6 separate regions of the Homo sapiens genome follow, and all the other regions are linked to region 1. A link is a contact called in ENCODE Hi-C or POLR2A ChIA-PET data. All regions are on one chromosome and are shown on one strand. Each heading gives the region's core, a stretch centred on a gene start or an enhancer-like site at or near the end of the contact. The rest is flanking DNA. Distances are from core to core; before and after follow the strand shown. Region 1 holds the start of TEX264 (testis expressed 264, ER-phagy receptor). Region 2 holds the start of GNAI2 (G protein subunit alpha i2). Region 3 holds the start of SFMBT1 (Scm like with four mbt domains 1). Region 4 holds the start of CACNA2D2 (calcium voltage-gated channel auxiliary subunit alpha2delta 2). Region 5 overlaps HEMK1 (HemK methyltransferase 1, mitochondrial release factors N(5)-glutamine). Region 6 holds the start of PBRM1 (polybromo 1).

Region 1 (2,894 bases), core at 200-2,699:
CATGGCTGCTCCTTGTGTCAAAGGAAATGCTACCAAGTGTGTAGCCCGCCTGCCTGGGGCACCTAAGCTGAGGGTTTGACCATGTGCTTGATGTTCATAGGTAAAACAACTGCTGCGACCTGCACTGGCCCAGCCCGGAGTGCCTGTGAGGGGCCAGCTGCCTGTTCTGCCAGTTTGCCTAGAGGGCTGGGACAGGCTTGGCCCTGTGGATAAGGTTCAAACTCCCCTGCCTGCGGAAGGAAGAATGTGAAGCAGAGGGAAAGGAAGCTGGGATTTTGACTGTCTCTGTGTGCCCAGCCTGCTCTTTGCTGGTGCAGTAGTGGGATCCACAAGGTGAACCACCCTGTGACTGCTGACTTTTCCCACCACCACCTTCGTGGTGTTCCCATCTGCTGGATCCCCCTCCCAAACATCAGTCCTTGTCAGGATACCAAAGTAGCTCTTGGCCTCGCCGGTCTTGTAGCCAAGCTTATGAGCATAGTTGTCACCTTCCCCACCTCCCACCAAAAGTCCGGGATTTTCACGAGGGGAGCGTTTTATCTTTGGGCCCCTAGAAGAGTGCTTTGTAGTTTGTAGGTCCTCAGAAATTTGAGGTGAAGATTGAACCAATCATCAAGGAGCTTACACTTGACGTGGGAATCACGTAAGTTACCGCTAAACCACAAAGGTAGACCAGCCTCCCACAGCCACAACCTGGGCACTGAGGGAGGAGCCTGGAAGAAGGGCATTCCCATGGAACGTGAACTCCAGGAGGGCAGAACCTTGGTTTTGTTCACTCTATCCCCAGCCCCTAGAACTGTCCTGGCAAGGAGTAATAATAAGTGTTGGATGGATGAATATACTCACGGAAGTGGGAATGGGTGGGTGGAGGCAGGAAGCAGATATTTGCGCTATGCAGAAGTTGGATCCACCAGTTTCTTCCGCGAGCCCAGACTGGGCTTCAGCTTCCTCACCTATGCCTTTCTTGGTTCCCAAGTCTGTTGCGAAGCCACAGTGAGAGAAAGTGGCAGGACTAAAGGTGGTACAAATGCCAGAGGCTGATACTGCTGTGCTGCGCCTCCCTAGGCTGTACAAATTCTCCTCAGCCCCAGCTCCCTGGTCCCCAGCCTGGCCCTCTACTGCGGGCCACTGGGCTGCCTCCCGTACCCGAGCCTGGGCCAGGCTGTCACTGTGGTGCTCCTGCCAACCCAGATGCCCTGGGGTGTTGCTAAATCAACCTCAGCAACCGGATAGTTTGTTGGAGGCGGGAAGGTACGCCGTGGGTTCCGCCGCAGCCAGCGCTGGGGCTAGGCACACGCCCGTTGCCATGGAGACGGGGCGGGGCAGGCCTCCGCCCTCCGGGTCCCGCGCGCACGCGCCCACGGCCACGGCCATGTCCCGCCGCGAGAGGGGGCGGAGCGAGCGTGCGCGGCGGGCGCGCGCAGGCTCCGTAACCGAACCCTGAGCCGCCTGCGCGGATCGGCGTCCGCAGCGGGCGGCTGCTGAGGTGAGGGCCGGGCCAGAGGAGAGGCATACCCACTGGGGCGTAGGTCTGGGACTCCCCCTGTCCGCCCTGGCGCGACCTCAGGACTCTCCGTGTCCCCTCCGTGACCCCCGCGGCCCGGGCCGCTCTTTGCATCTTGTCTTGCCCACAGCTGGCCTCGGCCAGGTCCGAGGGCCTGGATGCGACCTTGGGGCAGCCCCTACTCTTCCGGGCAGCCCACTTCCGCGGCCACCGGTGCAGGGCATGCCCCGGGGCCGTGGAGGTGAGGGAAAGAGGCGCGAGTCGCGTTTTAACTCCGCCCCCGTCCCCCAAGGCCGCGCCTCGCAGCCTGGGCTGCAAACTTTAGCGTCCTTTAAGTTACAGACGTGCGTGGGGCTCCGTGAGGAGGTGGGCGAAGAGAAAGGCTCTGAGTAAATAGGCAAGGCCCGGGGTGAGCAGGGGCTGGAATCCGAAAGTGGGAGGCGGCGGCCCCCCACCCTCCATAGTCCTTCCGCCCTCTGCTAGCACCGAAGTTTAGCCCAGGACGGGGGCCGTTTAAGGGCCCGGCCCTCCGCCGCCGCGCACGTGAGCGGCACCAGGAAGCTGGCTGGGCGCAGCCTTCCCTGAGGCTCGCTGGCACCGGCCGCACGCGTCCATCCCGGGCCTCTGAGCGGAGGGGGAGCCGAGGCTAGAGGGAGGGCGCAGTCTGCCCAAGGTCAGCGGCAGCGGCAGTTTCTGGGCGCCAAGTGTGATTGGAGTACTCCAGGAAGAGGGGCGTGACCAGAGCTCTAGCGAAGAGACCTGACATTGTAAAGCTAGGTTTGGCTTCTGATTTCCACAGGGGGTTTGAGAATGGGACGAGGGTGCTTTAGAGGGACCGGTAGGCTTTCCCTGAGGACGGTAATCAGGGCATGATGGTTGGCTCAGTGGTTATTTCCTGGGCAGGGGTGACTGTTCTTTCAGCTCCCAGCACTGGAGCGCTCGGCCCCTGCCGCACTGGATGCCAGCAGTTACTAAAAGTGAGCCTGGCATTTCAGGTGAGCTCCCAGACCTTCTTCCTTTTCTCTTGAATATAGGGGAAATTCACGTTACCTCTCCACGTGCCGACCAAGGCTCTGAGACCCCCAGGTGGGTTTTCTTCCCCCCCGCCGTTTTCTGAGCAGTTTGGGAAGTGAGAGGAAGAGAAAGGTAGATACTAAGTTTCCTTGAGGAGACAGGAAGTGTTCAGCTGAGATGGCAGATCAGGGTGAGGGCTTGTCATTCCCAAGGCAAGTGGGGGCCTAGATGCTGAGAGTTTTCCAGCTTTGGGCTCAGAGATGTCCAACAAGGATTTAATGCTTCAGGCGTTTTGGAAGCCAGTCACCAGAGAGGAGAGAGAAAGTGGAAATGAGGGGCTGGAATCAGACTGTCTGGGCTTGTGTTGCCTGCATTT
Region 2 (2,894 bases), core at 283-2,782, 1.4 Mb before region 1:
TAAGGAAGGGGTTTATGCTAAACACCGGGCTGTTGGTGGCAAGCACCCTGTCTTGCTTCAGGGGCCTTCCCTTTGGGCTGGGGCCTCCTAGCCTCATGGCACTGGGGTCACACAAAATGCCTTCGTGGTTAATTTTTGGCAGACCCTTCAAATGTCCAATCGAGGGTGGGGCTCTGGGCTGCTCCTGGAGCACAGGATCAGAAAGACTTGAAATGTTCAGCTAGAAACACTGCTGCTTCCACCCCACCTTTGCCTGGCCATAGGGTTGCAGCCATTGCCCAGTGGGGACAGGCCACAGGAGGGTGGGATGTGGGATCATGGCCACCTCCAGACGTGGACAGGCCATGGAAGAGACAGGTCATAAGATCATGGCCACTTTTGTTTCTAGAAGTCCAGTGGCAACTTCTTCCTCTTTCTTCCCTCCCAACCCCCTCACCCTGCCTGCCCGCCCTCCTCTCTTCCTCCCTCTCCACCCTCTCATCCTCTCTCCCTTTCTCCCTTGGGTCCTGATTGCCTGGTCCCAGATTGGAGTCCAGGATGGCTGCCTGCCGAAGAATGCCTCCCGGTAGATTGGGGAAGGATGGATATGAGAAGCCACCCAGCTAAAGGAGACAGCCTAGGCAAAGGTGTAAAGATGGAAACCAATTTTTTTTTTTTTTTTTGAGACGGAGTCTTGCTCTGTCGCCCAAGCTGGAGTGCAATGAATGGCGCGATCTCGGCTCACTGCAACCTCCGCCACCCGGGTTGAAGCAGTTCTCCCGCCTCAGCCTCCTGAGCAGGTGGGATTACAGGCGCCCACGACCACGCCCGGGTAATTTTTGTATTTTTAGTAGAGATGGGGTTTCACCATGTTGGCCAGGCTGGTCTAGAACTCCTGACCTCAAGTGATCTGCCCGCCTCGGCCTCCTAAAGTGCTGGGATTACTGGCGTGAGCCACTGCGCCCGGCCTTTTTTTTTCCTTTTTCGACTAGCTGCAACCCAGAGGGAGAAGGCGGTAAACCCGCCTTAAGACTGAGAAAACCGCAGTCCAGAAAGGCTCCCGAGTTCGTAGATCCCAAAACAAGTTTACTGGACTCATTAACTTTAACAAATGACAAAGACACGCCTCCTCCACCTAACTCGCCCAACTCGCAGAAGCTCAGAGGGCTGGTTCCTGCTCTGCCCTCGAGGGCACCGGATCCCCACCCTCGGGTTAACAGATCCGCCCTCCCGGCTGTCCAGCAACAGAGCTCCCGGCGCTCCGCACCCAATCACAGCCCGGTCCCGCCTGCAGCCCGCCCAGTGCCGGGTCCCGGGGTTTGGAACCACCCCTATTGCCTTTTCTCCGCGTGGCCCCGCCTGCAGCCCAGGCCCGAGCCTGGGCTGCGCCTAACTTCCCCCTTCGCTCCGCCCTCGAGCCAATCAACAGCCTCTAATCTCCTCTGGCCCCGCCTGCAAGCCCGCCCCGGCCCAGTCACAGGCTTGGTTCGCCCAGGCCCCACCCCCGGCCCGCCCCGCCGTCGGTGCGCGGCGGTAGGGAAGGCGCCTCCCGCAGTCGCTCGGAACTGCCGACCCGAGTGCTTCCCGCAGAGGGCTGGTGGTGGGAGCGGAGTGGGTCGGGCGGGGCCGAGCCGGGCCGTGGGCCGTGTGGGGGCCGGGCGGCGGCCGGGCCGGCGGACGGCGGGATGGGCTGCACCGTGAGCGCCGAGGACAAGGCGGCGGCCGAGCGCTCTAAGATGATCGACAAGAACCTGCGGGAGGACGGAGAGAAGGCGGCGCGGGAGGTGAAGTTGCTGCTGTTGGGTGAGGCCGCGTCCCGCACTGGGATCCTTGATTCCCAGCTCGAATCCCCAGACAAGGACTTTGACCTCCCAGACTAGGGCTTCAAACTCCCAGACCCGGGCTGTCTGGGACCCCACACCTGGGCCAGGACCAGGGTTGAAAACTCTAGATTGGACTAGACCTTTGATCCTGCCCAGACTCTAGACCAGACCCCTGTCTCATCCCAGACCCCAGACCTCCAAATCCAGTCAACAGTGCCCCAACACCCGCGGTCCAGTGCCCTGCTTGGCCATCCCCCCTTGCTAACTAGCTTCACAGAACTTCAGAGCCCCGCCATCCTTCCCTACACTTTGCCCAAACCCCCAGGATGCCCGCCACTTGTTCCCCAACCCTCAGGCTCCGCTTGTTTTCCTCACCTGCGCCTTTTATTCCTATTGGGCATGAGCATCCCGCGGGGCCCCTGCCAGGCCCCCCACCCACTCCCTCCTTCTCCTTCTGTGCCCCATCCCTAGTCTGGAATCTGTATCCTCCACCTGTGCACTCTGACCCAAGGAACCTCTCGAGTGGGAAACTGCTCTTGAGCCCCATCTCCAGCTGGAACCCCTTCAGCGAGCCCTGCTCCCTGCTTCCTGCCCTCCAGATCCTTCTCTGCAGGCATCACTCCCGAAACCCTCTGCTGATCCTCCCCTAAGTCCTCTTACACTCTGGCCTTCCCCAGATCCCTCCACCCTTCCTGCACCAAGTGGGCTGGGCTAGGAGGCGGGAGCCCTGGGTTGGAGAGGGCCTAGGCTGCCTTATGCAGAACCCCCACGGGGCTGGATTGAGGCTCCACTGGTCACGCTGGGGGAGGGGGCCAGGCCTCAGGCTTCCCAAGGAGGCTCTATGTTTTCCAGTTTCGAAGGCCAGTCTGGGAAGTAGGAGAGAGAGTGGAGGAGTTAGGGTTGTGGCCGCCTCCAAGGCCAGAAAAGATGGTGGCTGCTAGAGGAGTGGGGGGAAGTGGAAGTGGTGAGACAGCCGACATATTGCTGCCCCTGCGGGTGAGCCCAGGAGATCTGCTAGTAGGTGCTGGGCTGCCCACACCCCTTCTGGGCTGCAAGGCCTGGGATGTAGCCTCTGAGAGTTGGGGGGCTTGT
Region 3 (2,894 bases), core at 117-2,616, 1.4 Mb after region 1:
TCGAATCTCTTTGATGGTTACTTGGTTCTCAAACACAGATCACTGCTAACAGGACTCAAAAACACCACTTGGGACCATCAACCAGTGCTGCTTCGGGCGACCCGCTGGGAACACCCCCACCTGACCCAAGCGTCCACCACTCCTTGAGCACAAGCTCTGGGGGTGACCTGTGCCTGCCGGCTTAGTTTTAGACCCTACGGGAACAGCTGACATCTTGTGAAAAACTTAGCATAACGTACATCCTTTCCGCGGGAATTTATTTCTGTTCGCACAAGGCGTTTCTGCTCCGCACAGAGCAGGCCTTGCTTCCCAGGACGCCGCTCGCCCCTCCACAGCCTCCTTTTCAGCGTCCAAAATCGGACTTTAGGAACAGAAATCGAAACGGTCGCGGACCTCCCGAGCGGCAGGTCGGGGCGCTGCCGGGTCGGCGCGGGGTCCAGCGGCGGTGCCCGGCGGGCCGCGGCGCGGGAGAGGCCCGCTCACTTCACAACGGCGGCCCGGAGCCACCGGTTGCGGCGGCCACTAGACGCTCCGCCACCGCGCAGCGACCGCCCGGGCCCTCCGAAGTTCCGACCGGCCGCGCGCCCGGCCCCAGCTGCGGGTTCGCGCCCCGCCCGGAGCGAGCCCGGGGGGCGGGTCCGCGGGGGCTCGGCGGGCGGAGCGCGGGGCGCGCGCGGGGAGGGGCGCGCGGCGGGCCCGGCGCGCCGGGGAACTTGGGCGCCCGCCACTGCCGCCGCCCGGCCACTTTCCTTTCACGCCTCCCGCGGGCTGACGCGCGCCGCGCTGCCTGCCAGGGGCTGACGGCCGCCGCCGCTCTCCGCCGCGGCGAGGCGCCCAGGCGCGCCCCTGCAGCCGGCCGGCCGGCGCGCGGGACCGCGGGGCCGCGCGCGGGCGCCGCGCTCCCCCCGCCCCGCCCCCGCCCCCAACGTGCCGCCGCCGCCGCCCGTTGGCGCCTCAGCCCGCGCGCCCGCCGGCGCCCGGCGGTTTCCCGTTGGCAAAGTTGCGCGGCCGCTTCGAAGGGGACGCCGTACGGTCCCCCGCCCCGGCGCCGCCGCCGCCCCTCCAGGCCGCCGCGCGGGAAGGCCCAGCCGGTGGCCCCGCTTTTTTACCTGCCCGGAGTTTTCGCGCGCGCGCTCGCTCGATCGCTCGCTTTTCCCCCTCTCGCGCTCGTTTTCTTTCTTTCTTTCCGTCTTTTCGCTCCCCCGCGCGGAAGCTTTTTCCTCCCGTGCTGCCCGCGCTCGCCCGCTCGCGCCCTCCTTCCTGCTGGGTTCGGCGGAGCGGGGCGGCCGGCAGCTCTCCCCGCCCCCCTCCACCCGCGCTCCGGCGGAGGCGGCGGCGGCGCTCCGCGCTCCGACTCATTCCAATATGGCACGGACGCAGGGCGCATGCGCCCGCGCCCCCCCACCCCCAGCTCCGCGGTCCTCCAGGCAGCCTGCGCCCCTCGCGCCGCGCCCGTGGAGCTCCCGGGCCCGGCTGCCCCGCTCCCGCCCCAGCGCCATCCCTCCTGGCTGGGGCCGCGCGGGAGGCAAGGACTCCGCGGGCTGGTGTGCCGGGGGTCCGGCGCCGCGGGCCACCCACGCCCCCAGCCAGCAACTCGGCGCGGACGGCCCCGAGGCCGTGGCGCAGGACACGCGGCGGCGCCTCGGGCCCCCGACGGCGCTGTGGCCCCGAGCGGAACGGCCCGGAAGAGGAGACGCGTCCCCGGGAACCCAGTGCCCGCCCTGGCCCAGCCCCGATCCAGCCTGCGCCTCACCTCGGGTTGTAGACAGAGCGGCGGGGATCCCAGAGGGGTTCGCGGGTCGGACCTGGAGTACCGGCCCGGCGAAGCGCGCCGCTGTCGCCCGCACGTGACTGGCTCGGACAAGATGGCATGAGCGGAGAAGCGGCCGGATCCCAGATGCGCGCGTGCCGCCGCCGCGGGCACTGCGCCCGTTTGCCTGCCCCTCGTCGGGGATCGGGCGCTCCCTCTGAGACCTGAAAGGGCACCCAAGTGCCCCCTGTCTGCGAAGTCCGGCGCGGGCCCTTCGGCGCCCCCGATGTCTCTAGGCTTCCGCAGGAGGCGCCCTGTAAATCTTGAGTCTTCCTGCAGCGAGGGGGCACAGGACAGCTGCGAATTGGGACGAACGAGCCCAGAGCCCCGGGAAGGATCAGAACCTCGAAGGCGGCTTCAAGTCGGCCCCGCAGCCCGAGGTGACCGTGGGCGGTTACGTTGCCCGAGCTCGCCCCCTCCTCCTGAGCGCAGGTGCCCGTGGGACATACACCCGCCCACCTGCTCCGGAAAGTTCCCTCCAGAAGGGAGTTCCCGCGCCACCGAGACCCGGGAGCTCCCGATCAGACTCCCAGGCCGTGAAAGGCGTTATCGGACAGGGCCCAGAGGCGCCCCCACAGCAAGAAGAAAGTCTGGGGTTCTCACCGTGTGCCAGGTGCGAGCTCAAGCCACCTCCCTCAACCGCTCTGAGAAATATCCCACTTCACAAACTTGCTCAAAGTCACGCTGCTGGCTGGATTTGAATCCAGATTTTTTTTAGCACCACTGAAAAAACAATATGACAACCGGAGAAAGAAAAATCTAAAAAGAATACAGTAATCCATATTGTTACAAAGAAATGCAACTTTTCACGACATGAAACATATATATACTGTGTATAGTTGCAACCACACTTTTTTTGTTACTACTTTCACTACCATTTTTATTTGTTCACGATTCATTTTTAAGGTGTGCAGGTGTCCTTAACTATTCACTCAGCCCCCTAATGTTTTTGGTTCTTTACGGTTGTTTGCTAACGTATCCTTGAATTCTGCACTTGGGACAAATACCTGGGAGTGGAAAGGCTCCCAGGTAGAAGGCTATGAATGGCCAAGTGGTCTTGGCTTACAGCGTCATATTTTTCCCA
Region 4 (2,894 bases), core at 280-2,779, 1.2 Mb before region 1:
GGCTCTTACCCTTGGGCAGAGCTGGTTTAAATGACGCAGAGCCAGCCTCTCCCTTTCCCCGAGGCCAGACCCTTCCCCTTGGCCACCAGCAGCCCGACGACTCATGCCCCAGTCTCCAGGCCAGGACACTGGTGAAGGAGTCCAGGGACAGGTGGCTCCTCAGACCCGGAGACAGATAACAGAAGCAAGGTGGTCACCGTGCCCCAAAGGGGGTCTGGGCACTGACATAGGGCTGAAGCACAGTGTCAGGAAACTGATACGTCCTAAAGGCCACATGCACTGAACATCCACTCCCAGCCCCAGACACATCTGGCTAAGCTCACCCGTAGGAGGCAGCCCGAGTTTGCTGGCTCTTGGGGAGGAGGAGAAGGCTCAGAAGGACCAAAAAACCTGCGGAGGCTGGCAGAGCCAGGAGAAGCTATTACTCTGTTGGCAGCAGCAGCAGGCGCAGGCAGGGGTCCTTCCCACCATTCACCTTCTGCCCGGACCCCAACGCCTTCACCTCCCAACTGGGCTCTCCAGGGTACTCTCTCCTCAGGTGGAGGGGGGCCAAGAACAGGGGACACTGCCTCTGTGGCACTGGCCACAGCAAGAAGGTGCTCGCATCATCAGCATACAGCTCCCCACTAAAGGAAAAGGCCCTTGAAGGCAGGTGTGGAGATGTCCCTCACCTCTGGCTGTAAAGCGCCGGATTCCCACCAGGGAGGGAACGTGGGGCAGATGCGCGGCTCCAACTCCGCCGGACAGGGGTCGCTGGCCGCCCCTCTCACCCAACCCGGGTTTCCCTCTCACCGGGTCAGCGGCAGGGGAATCAGCTGACAAGCTCGGACCGCCCCCCCCCAACTCCTCCCGGGGCTTGAAGATCTTGCCTTGCCTCATTCGGGGGATTTGGGGGAAGCAGGGGCACCGCGGGGAAGTTTCGCGACGCAGCCAGAGCGCCGGGACCGCGGCTGCCAGCCTTCGGGGCTTGGGGCCGTCGCCCCCGGGCGCAGCGGGCAGCCGGACCCAGCGCCTCTGCCCTGGCGCGGAGCGCAGGGAAGGAGTAGCGCGGACCGGGGGCAGAGCGGGGCGCAAGGCTCGGCCGGGGTCTCGCGGCCGGCCGAGGCCACTTACGTGTGCTGCTGGGGGAAGCTGTAGGCAGAGGCGCCGGGGGCGGCGAGCAGCGGTAGAAGCGGCAGCAGCAGCCACAGCGGGCGCGGGGGCCCGGACGTCGGGCGCCGGGTGCCGGGGCCAGGGTGGGGGCCGCAGCCGGGCCAGGGGCGCGCAGTCCGCGCTGGGCCGGGCCGAGAGGCGCCGCAGGTCCGAGCCGGCACCGCCATGTTTCCATTCAAGATGCGGCGCCGCGGGGAGGGGGGGCAGTGGCGGCGGCGGCGGCGGCGGCGGGGTTGGGGGGGCGCGGGCGGCGGGCGGTAACTCGGCCTCTCCTCCGCCGCCGCCTTCTCCGCGAGGGGCCTCCGGGGCTGCACGGGCCGCAGCGCCTCTGCGGGCTGCGCGCTGCTATCTCCCTGCAGCGCTGGCTCCAAGCGCTCTGAGCGCCCGGCCCGGGACCTGCGCTCAAATAGCAGCCGCCGCCAACCTGCCGGCACCGCCCTCTTCTCTCCCTCCCTCCCTCTCTCTTCCCGGGCTGGCCCGCCCCCGCGCGCCCCCGCCGCGGCCACGCGCCCACCCGTGCCCGCGCGCCTCTCGTCCCCGCGCAGCCCGAATCCTGCCCTACTGGCTCGGGCGTCCTGCGCCCCAGCTGCTACCCGAGCGCCCCGGGTGCGCCCCCGCCCCCACACCTCAGACCCTGCCGCTCCTCCCCACCCCACCCGCGGGAAGAGTCCCGGGCCCCGCGGCCCAAGGCAGGAGCATATGTGACCCTTTTGGGGGCTCGACCTTCAACAGGCTTAAGGCCTAGAGTCACAGGTTTAATGGTGGAGTGACAGCTTCAGCGGAGACCAGAAAAGGAGGCATGCTGAACTTACAGCCCCCGTGGCTCTAGCTATCTTTAAGATTTCTCTCTGTCGGGGGCTTGCACGCCCGGCTGCTGGCAGAAAGGGCCTGGACCTCCTGGTTCCCTAAGCGGAAACCTGGGCACGGCTGTACGGTTGTGGGGGGCTGGGGACGGCAGGATGCAGCCCTCTGCAGCCACTCGCTTCGCTTCCCTGGGCTGAACAGGCACTGTGTGCAGGCCTGTCCCAAGCCCCAGTTCCCGGAGTTTGCACAGCCTCTGTTTAGATTCTTCCAGAGCCAGGAAGCTCATCTCTGCACAACCCAGTCCTTTCTGTCCTGGAGGCCCCTGGCTCTTCCCTGCTGTGGGCAGAAGACTGGGGCTGGTGTCAACCTTGACTCCACAGCTTGTGGCCCTTTCAGAGCCTCAGTGTCCTCGCTTGTGAATGCTTGTGTGGGTGCCCACTCCCATTTCCAGGATGAAGTGAGAATGGGGAGAATCTCTTGGTAAACTGAAGCATTCACAATGAGGGGAGACCATCCCTAGGATTCTACTGAAGTTACCCTGGAACCCAGCTCTGCCTCTGGTGCAGATAGGATGAGAGAATGCTCCCCACCAACTTGACACAGGGCAGGACCCCCTCAGCAATAACTGCCCACAGACCTGGCCTATCACGAGGAATGAGGGATAGTAACCAGCTGGGCAGGATGGTTCGGAAATGTCCAGATGCCCCACCTCATGGTATCAGTGGCTCTCCTATCACCCACTCACAAGTCAGCCCAAGGAGGGCTTGCAGTTGAAAGGGAATAGTAGCCCCTGGACTGAAAAGGGTAGGGGTAGGGGCTGGAAATAGGGCCTAGGACAGCCTTCCCTTGCTGCCTAGTCCTGCCTTGGCTTCTCCAATCCCAGCAAACCAGGGCTTGACAGGGAACAGTTTCCTTCATTTCTTGAAGTGTCCTCCTCC
Region 5 (2,894 bases), core at 266-2,765, 1.1 Mb before region 1:
AGGCAGGAGGATTACTTGAGCACAAGAGTTTAAGACAGCAGTGAGCTATAATAGCGCCACTGCACTCCAGCCTGGACATCAGAGTCAGACCCTGTCTCTAAAAAAATAATTTTAGGCCGGGCGCGGTGGCTCACGCCTGTAATCCCAGCACTCTGGGAGGCTGAGGCAGGCAGATCACCTGAGGTCAGGAGTTCGAGGCCAGCTTGGCCAACATGGTGAAAATCCGTCTGTACTAAAAATACAAAAATTAGCCGGGTGTGGTGGCTCACGCCTGTAATCCCAGCTACTTGAGAGGCTGAGGCAGGAGAATCGCTTGAAACCGAGAGGCAGATGTTGCAGTGAGCCAAGATCACGCCATTGTACTCCCACCCAGGCAACAAGAGCAAAACTCTGTCTCAAAAATAATAATAATAGGCCAGGCGCAGTAGCTCACGTTTGTAATCCCAGCACTTTGGGAGGCCAAGGATCACAAGGTTAGGAGTTCAAGACCAGCCTGGCCAACACAGTGAAACCCCGTCTACTAAAAATACAAAAATTAGCTGGGTGTGGTGGTGGACACCTGTAATCCCAGCTACTCGGGAGGCTGAAGCAGGAGAATTGCTTGAACCCGGGAGGCAGAGATTGCAGTGAGCCAAGATCATGCCACTGCACTCCAGCCTGGGCGACAGAGCTAGACTCCATCTCAAAAAAAAAAATTTAAAAATAATAATTTTAAAAAAATGTTTTAAAAATGAAAGAAAAGGAAGAAGGGAGGAGGAAGCCAGAAAGAAAGGGGCCGTGCAGGGTGGCTCACACTTGTAATCCCAGCACTTTGGGAGGCTGAAGCAGGCAGATCACCCGAGCTCAGGAGTTCAAGACCAGCCTGGCCAACATGGTGAAACCCTGTCTCTACTAAAAATACAAAAATTAGCTGGGCATGGTGGCTCATGCCTGTAATTCCAGCTACTCGGGAGGCTGAGGCAGGAGAATCGCTTGAACCCGGAAGGCGGAGGTTGCAGTGAGCTGAGATCACCTCACTACCCTCTAGCGTGGGCGACAGCAAGACTGTTTCAAAAAAAAAAAAGAGGAAGAGTGAAAGGATGGACGAAAGGAACTCCTGTGGGGTGGGGCATCTGGGGCACTTGATGCCCCACGTGACCATTCCCTTCCCGGAGGTCTGCCCCAACTGCTCCAGCCCCCATAGCCTGAGGCTCCCGGCACCTCCCACCCAGCATCTGTCACAGCAAATCAATCTGGGCCACATGCTCCTGAAAGGTCCTTGGGAGCCCCACCAGGCTCCAGTGTGGTTGCCCCAAGTACTCCATGAGTAGACATGGGCTAGGGACTTACCCAGGCCCTTGGTGGTGCCTCCAAGGGTGGAAAGACTGGGGGACCCTGTGCCCCTGAAAGCCCAGAGTTTCACTGTTTCTGGGTACCTTCATTTCTGGGAACTAACTGTGCTTTGGAAAGAGAGAAATGAGAAGCAAAACCCTAGGGCCCCAGTATCACCCCTCCTTTCTGTCTTCCTTCCGCTTAGTCACAGCCAAGAGCTCAGTACCTCAGCCTCCCTTAGGGCCACTAGGTGGGGCAGAATACAAGGTCAGGCGAGGACACAGCATCTGGGACGAGTCCTTTCCTGCCAACAGCCTCCGTGAGGGGTCCTAGGATTGCTGAGGGCTGAGACCACCTTCCCAAAGTTGGGGAAGGGGTAACTGAGGCTGTCATCTGGCCTGTCTCACCTGTCTTACCTGCAGGCCCATCATTCCTGCACAGTCATTTATTAGGCACCAACTGTAAGCCAGGCCCAGGAGGTTGGATGGTTCAGGTGGGGCCCTGGCCTTGCAGAACTCATGGACTTGCACATAGACTCCTCCTGACAGGCCCCTCATGAGTAGCTGGGTCCTTACGATTTTTCTGGTCAGCAGTGGGGAGCCGTGGGAGGCATTAGGCTCTGGGGAAGCCAAGCAACATCACATGTACACAGCATAGAGACTCACACACCCTTGCACAGGCACCCACACGTACGTGTATGTTCATGGGCGTGGGCCTTGAGCACCGGGTCCCGTGAGCCACTGCACCTGGCCAACTGGGTCCATGTCCATAATCATAGGTGTCCACGCAGGGCCTCCCTTGGATGGGGGAGCTCCAGGCTCTGGAAACCAAGCCAGGGTTGCATGCATGCACGTGTGTGTGTGTGTGTGTGTGTGTGTGTGTGTGTTTGTGTGTGTGTGGTGTTACTCTGCCTCAGAGGCCCAACCACTGCCTCCAAGTCATGGGAGCGCAGAGCCCATGTAAGCTCAAACACTGCCCCATGTCATAGAAAAGAGGGCCAAAGATGGGGCTGGGCGTGGTGGCTCACTCCTGTAATCCTAGCACTTTGGGAGGCTGAGTCGGGTGGATCACGAGGTCAGGAGATCGAGACCATCCTGACTAACACGGTGAAACCCTGTCTCTACTAAAAATACAAAAAAATTAGCTGGGCGTAGTGGCGGGTGCCTATAATCCCAGCTACTCAGGAGGCTGAGGCAGGAGAATGGCCTGAACCCGGGAGGCGGAGCTTGCCGTGAGCGGAGATTGCACCACTGCACTCCAGCCTGGACGACAGAGTGAGACTCCGCATCAGAAAAAAAAAAAAAAGAAAGAAAAGAGAGCCAAAGCTCAGAGAGGGCCCATGACTTGCCCAGTGTCACACAGCAAGGTGAGGCAGGTCTGGGAGGGAAATGAACCAGACCTTATCCACATCCCTGACCTTTTTGGCTTCATGCTTGGAGCTTGGCACCCCCTGAGAACCACACTCCGTTGACCTCTGGGAAATGGAGGCTGGTGATTCTCCCAGCAAACCCGCCTGGGAACTAACCACAGGCTCCTCCCAGCTTTCACTAACCAACCCCAGGATTTCCAATACCGGTGCTTTG
Region 6 (2,894 bases), core at 256-2,755, 1.0 Mb after region 1:
TTATGAACTTTAGCCCTCTCCTATATTTCTAGTAATATTTAGCAATACAATACATGTTTAAAACAAAATCTTGGAAAACAGGACTCAAAGGAAAAAAAACACCTATAAACCTACTTCCAAGAAAAAAACCACTCTTAACGTTGTCATTCGGTTTTTGGTATTTATGCCTTAGTTACCTATTATTTTTTACCAAAATGTTAACAAACCACATATATTATTCTACAGCCTGTGTTTTAGTGAAGGTTCTTCCAAGTCAACATTCTTCCTCATGATGTTTGATGACTTGATAGTAATCTATCATATAGATACACCACAATTTACTTATCTTGGGAATTTTGGTAGGATATTAACATTTGAGGTATTTTGTACATTCCCAAAGCCAAAGAAAGCGGTCAAGGCCCTTCCATTCATCCACACATAAACTCTTTATTGTTTTAATTTGAAACACCTCTTCAAAACATATTTTCCAATCTTCCATTTTGGAGCTCAAAATCAAATATGGGCGACCTGTAAGTAATAAAGCAAAAATTATGCTACTCTTTTATGTGCATGAGTCCAATTTGCACTTTTTGGGGAAAAGCACATAGCCAAATGGAGAAAAAAATAATACCTAAAATTATTTGTCAAGAATCCTGTGTTGGAAAGTAAGTTAATTAAAACAATTCACCCCAACATACGCTTCTATAATTATTGTAAGAATTTCTATATCCACTATACCGTGTACTTATTTTTCAGGGCTTTTTCTATATTTTTGCAACTCTTTCTTCCCCTTTAAATTAAAACTTATTATAATAACAAAACTGTGCTTCCCCAAACCAAGAAATATACACAGTTCCCAAAATCCCGGATTCTTTGTGGTGTTGAGAAGCTGAAATATCTGGCCTCTACTATAAATACAAGTCCCATTGATTAAAATACCCGGAAAAAATACGGAAAGAAAATCACTAAGAGTTTGTGTCGAACCGTCAAGAAACCACAACAAAAAAAAGAGGCCCTGAGCAACGGAGGAAATGAAGGACTTTCCCGACCTGTCACTGGTATTGGGGACTGAGGGAAACGTTGACAGCTTTGAAGCTGCCCCGCGACGAGCGGGAAAGAGGAGCGCGGGGAGTTTCCGACCCGTAGTGCGCCTTTGTCCCTGCCGGCAGGTGCGACAAGGCTACTGGGCCCATCCGGAGGCCAGCCGCCGCGCCCCGCCCAACCCCGCGCGCCCGGCCCGACCCGCGCGTCCCCACGGCCGGGGCGGGGCTTCCGCCGCGGCTCCCGCCCGCCCGGGCCCACACAAAGGCCCGGCAGCTGACCAAGGGGGAGCGGCCCCACCCGCCCTGGGCCCGGCCTTACCCAGCCGCTCCGCCGCCTGCAGCCCCGGCCGCGGTCACCGACCGCCGCGCCCCGCCCCGTGGCCGCCACGGCTGCTGCTATTGCTCCTCCGGCCGCGGCCGCTGCCGTCGCTTCGGCACCCGCCGCCCTCACCTCCCTTACCCCTCCCGGTGCCGCCGCAAAACCAGTCCCGCGGCCGCCAAGCGATCCCTGCTCCGCGCGACACTGCGTGCCCGCGCACGCAGAGAGGCGGTGACGCACTTTACGGCGGCAGCGTAAGTGCGTGACGCTCGTCAGTGGCTTCAGTTCACACGTGGCGCCAGCGGAGGCAGGTTGATGTGTTTGTGCTTCCTTCTACAGCCAATATGAAAAGGCCTAGTAAGTGGGGTCGGGAGGCGGGCGTGGAGGGACCCACGTCTGGAAGTTGCTGCAGCCACCACGACGCTCTTCTACGGCTACGGCTTTGTCTCTGCTGGTATGGGGGTGGGAGCCTACGCGTAGGCCTTGGCCCTATTTCCTGGTAGAACCGAGAGTTGGAAGTCCCTACGGCGATCATGTTAACCGCGCGGGCTCATTCTGCGGAACGAAGCCGGGCAGAGGGTGGGGAAGACTAGGCTAGATTTTCGTAAGGAAGCAGCGTCTGAGCCAGGTTTGAGGCCCAATATTTTCTTTCCGTGGCCACGTGCAGACTGGCCCAGGTGAGAGCTGAGAATCGCCTCCCAGACTCAGTGTTCCTCTCCTGCCTTATGATTCGTGCTGTTTGACACGAAGTGGTTGTCGTTTTGTGTCTCATACGCTGTTGTGTATGATCCCATTCTAATATTGTGAGGGTAAGTGCAGGGAATTTTGACTCCATTCTGGATCTACTGAATTTAATTCTCTGGGATTTGAAAGTAGCACGTATGTTTGCATTAGGCATTTCGCATTAGACTTAACGTTAGGTTTGGTAGCCAATAACACAAGAAAAGGATATAACTCCATAGTGCGTTAACCCAGAACTAATCATTTGGGTTAACAGATTTGTGATGTGTTTCTTTGTAGAGTTAAAGAAAGCAAGTAAACGCATGACCTGCCATAAGCGGTATAAAATCCAAAAAAAGGTAAGTGTAGTGCTTGAGAGAGCTGTACCAAACACATTGCTAAACTGATTTTGCCCTGTTCCTTTGCGGGAAAGTCTGGGTTAATGTGATTTGGTTTTGGGAAATGGCATTGGATAGACTGACCATGGGCACAAGCTCTTAGGCATCAGGAGTGCAGCTGTGAGAAAGTGCAGTGATTTGGTGATAAGTCTCTAAATTTGTTCAGCATGTTAATCTCTGCATAGAGAGCCTTCTAGTTACAATTTCTTGCTGTTTTATACTTACATATGCATTACTTTGTAAGATTCCAATTAAAGCTCCATTTTCCTAGGACATTTTATAGGCATAACTAAATTGCAGCCAGATTGGTTTCTCACTTGAATTCTGCTTAAGTATAAAGATATTTTTGTAAGCAGACAAAATCTCTTTATTTTAATAGGTTCGAGAACATCATCGAAAATTAAGAAAGGAGGCTAAAAAGCGGGGTCACAAGAA

What was found. A loop is a pair of places that touch in the nucleus more often than their neighbours do. ChIA-PET counts read pairs that join two places held with the same protein, here RNA polymerase II (POLR2A). Pooled maps may share reads with other maps.
Region 2: a map of naive thymus-derived CD4-positive, alpha-beta T cell shows a loop between it and region 1 (12-fold over the local background). The contact joins the promoter of GNAI2 here to the promoter of TEX264 in region 1. A Hi-C loop is called at or near these places in 1 of 168 maps with a recorded cell type or tissue (naive thymus-derived CD4-positive, alpha-beta T cell) and 9 of 50 pooled maps. POLR2A ChIA-PET finds 5 or more read pairs at or near these places in 2 of 52 experiments (PC-9 and T-cell).
Region 3: a pooled map shows a loop between it and region 1 (10-fold over the local background). The contact joins the promoter of SFMBT1 here to the promoter of TEX264 in region 1. A Hi-C loop is called at or near these places in 9 of 50 pooled maps. POLR2A ChIA-PET finds 5 or more read pairs at or near these places in 3 of 52 experiments (CD4-positive, alpha-beta memory T cell, PC-9 and WTC11).
Region 4: a loop to region 1 is called in a map of CD8-positive, alpha-beta T cell, with 5 times the contacts of the local background. The contact joins the promoter of CACNA2D2 here to the promoter of TEX264 in region 1. A Hi-C loop is called at or near these places in 1 of 168 maps with a recorded cell type or tissue (CD8-positive, alpha-beta T cell) and 5 of 50 pooled maps. POLR2A ChIA-PET finds 5 or more read pairs at or near these places in 1 of 52 experiments (WTC11).
Region 5: a loop to region 1 is called in a pooled map, with 5 times the contacts of the local background. The contact joins the enhancer-like site here to the promoter of TEX264 in region 1. A Hi-C loop is called at or near these places in 8 of 50 pooled maps. POLR2A ChIA-PET finds 5 or more read pairs at or near these places in 2 of 52 experiments (HepG2 and naive thymus-derived CD8-positive, alpha-beta T cell).
Region 6: a map of CD4-positive, alpha-beta T cell shows a loop between it and region 1 (25-fold over the local background). The contact joins the promoter of PBRM1 here to the promoter of TEX264 in region 1. A Hi-C loop is called at or near these places in 2 of 168 maps with a recorded cell type or tissue (CD4-positive, alpha-beta T cell and naive thymus-derived CD4-positive, alpha-beta T cell) and 9 of 50 pooled maps.

What each region holds. Positions count from the first base shown.
Region 1 is chr3:51,669,803-51,672,696 of GRCh38, forward strand. It overlaps TEX264 (testis expressed 264, ER-phagy receptor), which reads left to right and starts at 1,450. Exons shown (of 5, transcript NM_015926.6): 1 at 1,450-1,486. It overlaps LOC124906237 (a long non-coding RNA gene), which reads right to left and starts at 1,303. Exons shown (of 2, transcript XR_007095907.1): 1 at 847-1,303. RefSeq lists a silencer at 1,186-1,615.
Region 2 is chr3:50,234,672-50,237,565 of GRCh38, forward strand. It overlaps GNAI2 (G protein subunit alpha i2), which reads left to right and starts at 1,533. Exons shown (of 9, transcript NM_002070.4): 1 at 1,533-1,782. The coding sequence starts at 1,665. RefSeq lists enhancers at 190-800, 801-1,411 and a silencer at 1,281-1,740.
Region 3 is chr3:53,044,707-53,047,600 of GRCh38, forward strand. It overlaps SFMBT1 (Scm like with four mbt domains 1), which reads right to left and starts at 1,367. Exons shown (of 21, transcript NM_016329.4): 1 at 1,110-1,367. RefSeq lists silencers at 406-695, 1,056-1,115, 1,216-1,535, 1,586-1,695 and enhancers at 1,683-2,184, 2,185-2,684.
Region 4 is chr3:50,502,105-50,504,998 of GRCh38, forward strand. It overlaps CACNA2D2 (calcium voltage-gated channel auxiliary subunit alpha2delta 2), which reads right to left and starts at 1,530. Exons shown (of 38, transcript NM_006030.4): 1 at 1,114-1,530. The coding sequence starts at 1,319. RefSeq lists enhancers at 1,641-2,149, 2,150-2,658.
Region 5 is chr3:50,589,501-50,592,394 of GRCh38, forward strand. It overlaps HEMK1 (HemK methyltransferase 1, mitochondrial release factors N(5)-glutamine), which reads left to right. Exons shown (of 11, transcript NM_016173.5): 11 at 1-2,894. Among named protein-coding and RNA genes, the nearest start is that of CISH, 21 kb to the right of the region's middle. RefSeq lists enhancers at 958-1,077, 1,088-1,147, 1,218-1,307, 1,328-1,437. Within about 2 kb of position 1,516, at least 15 of the 41 ENCODE cell types and tissues checked have a DNase peak (open chromatin) inside an H3K27ac peak, as active enhancers do.
Region 6 is chr3:52,684,408-52,687,301 of GRCh38, forward strand. It overlaps PBRM1 (polybromo 1), which reads right to left and starts at 1,506. Exons shown (of 32, transcript NM_001405607.1): 1 at 1,342-1,506. GNL3 (G protein nucleolar 3) reads left to right here and starts at 1,625. Exons shown (of 15, transcript NM_014366.5): 1 at 1,625-1,698; 2 at 2,362-2,420; 3 at 2,839-2,894. The coding sequence starts at 1,686. RefSeq lists silencers at 1,093-1,242, 1,313-1,462 and enhancers at 1,100-1,788, 1,783-1,852.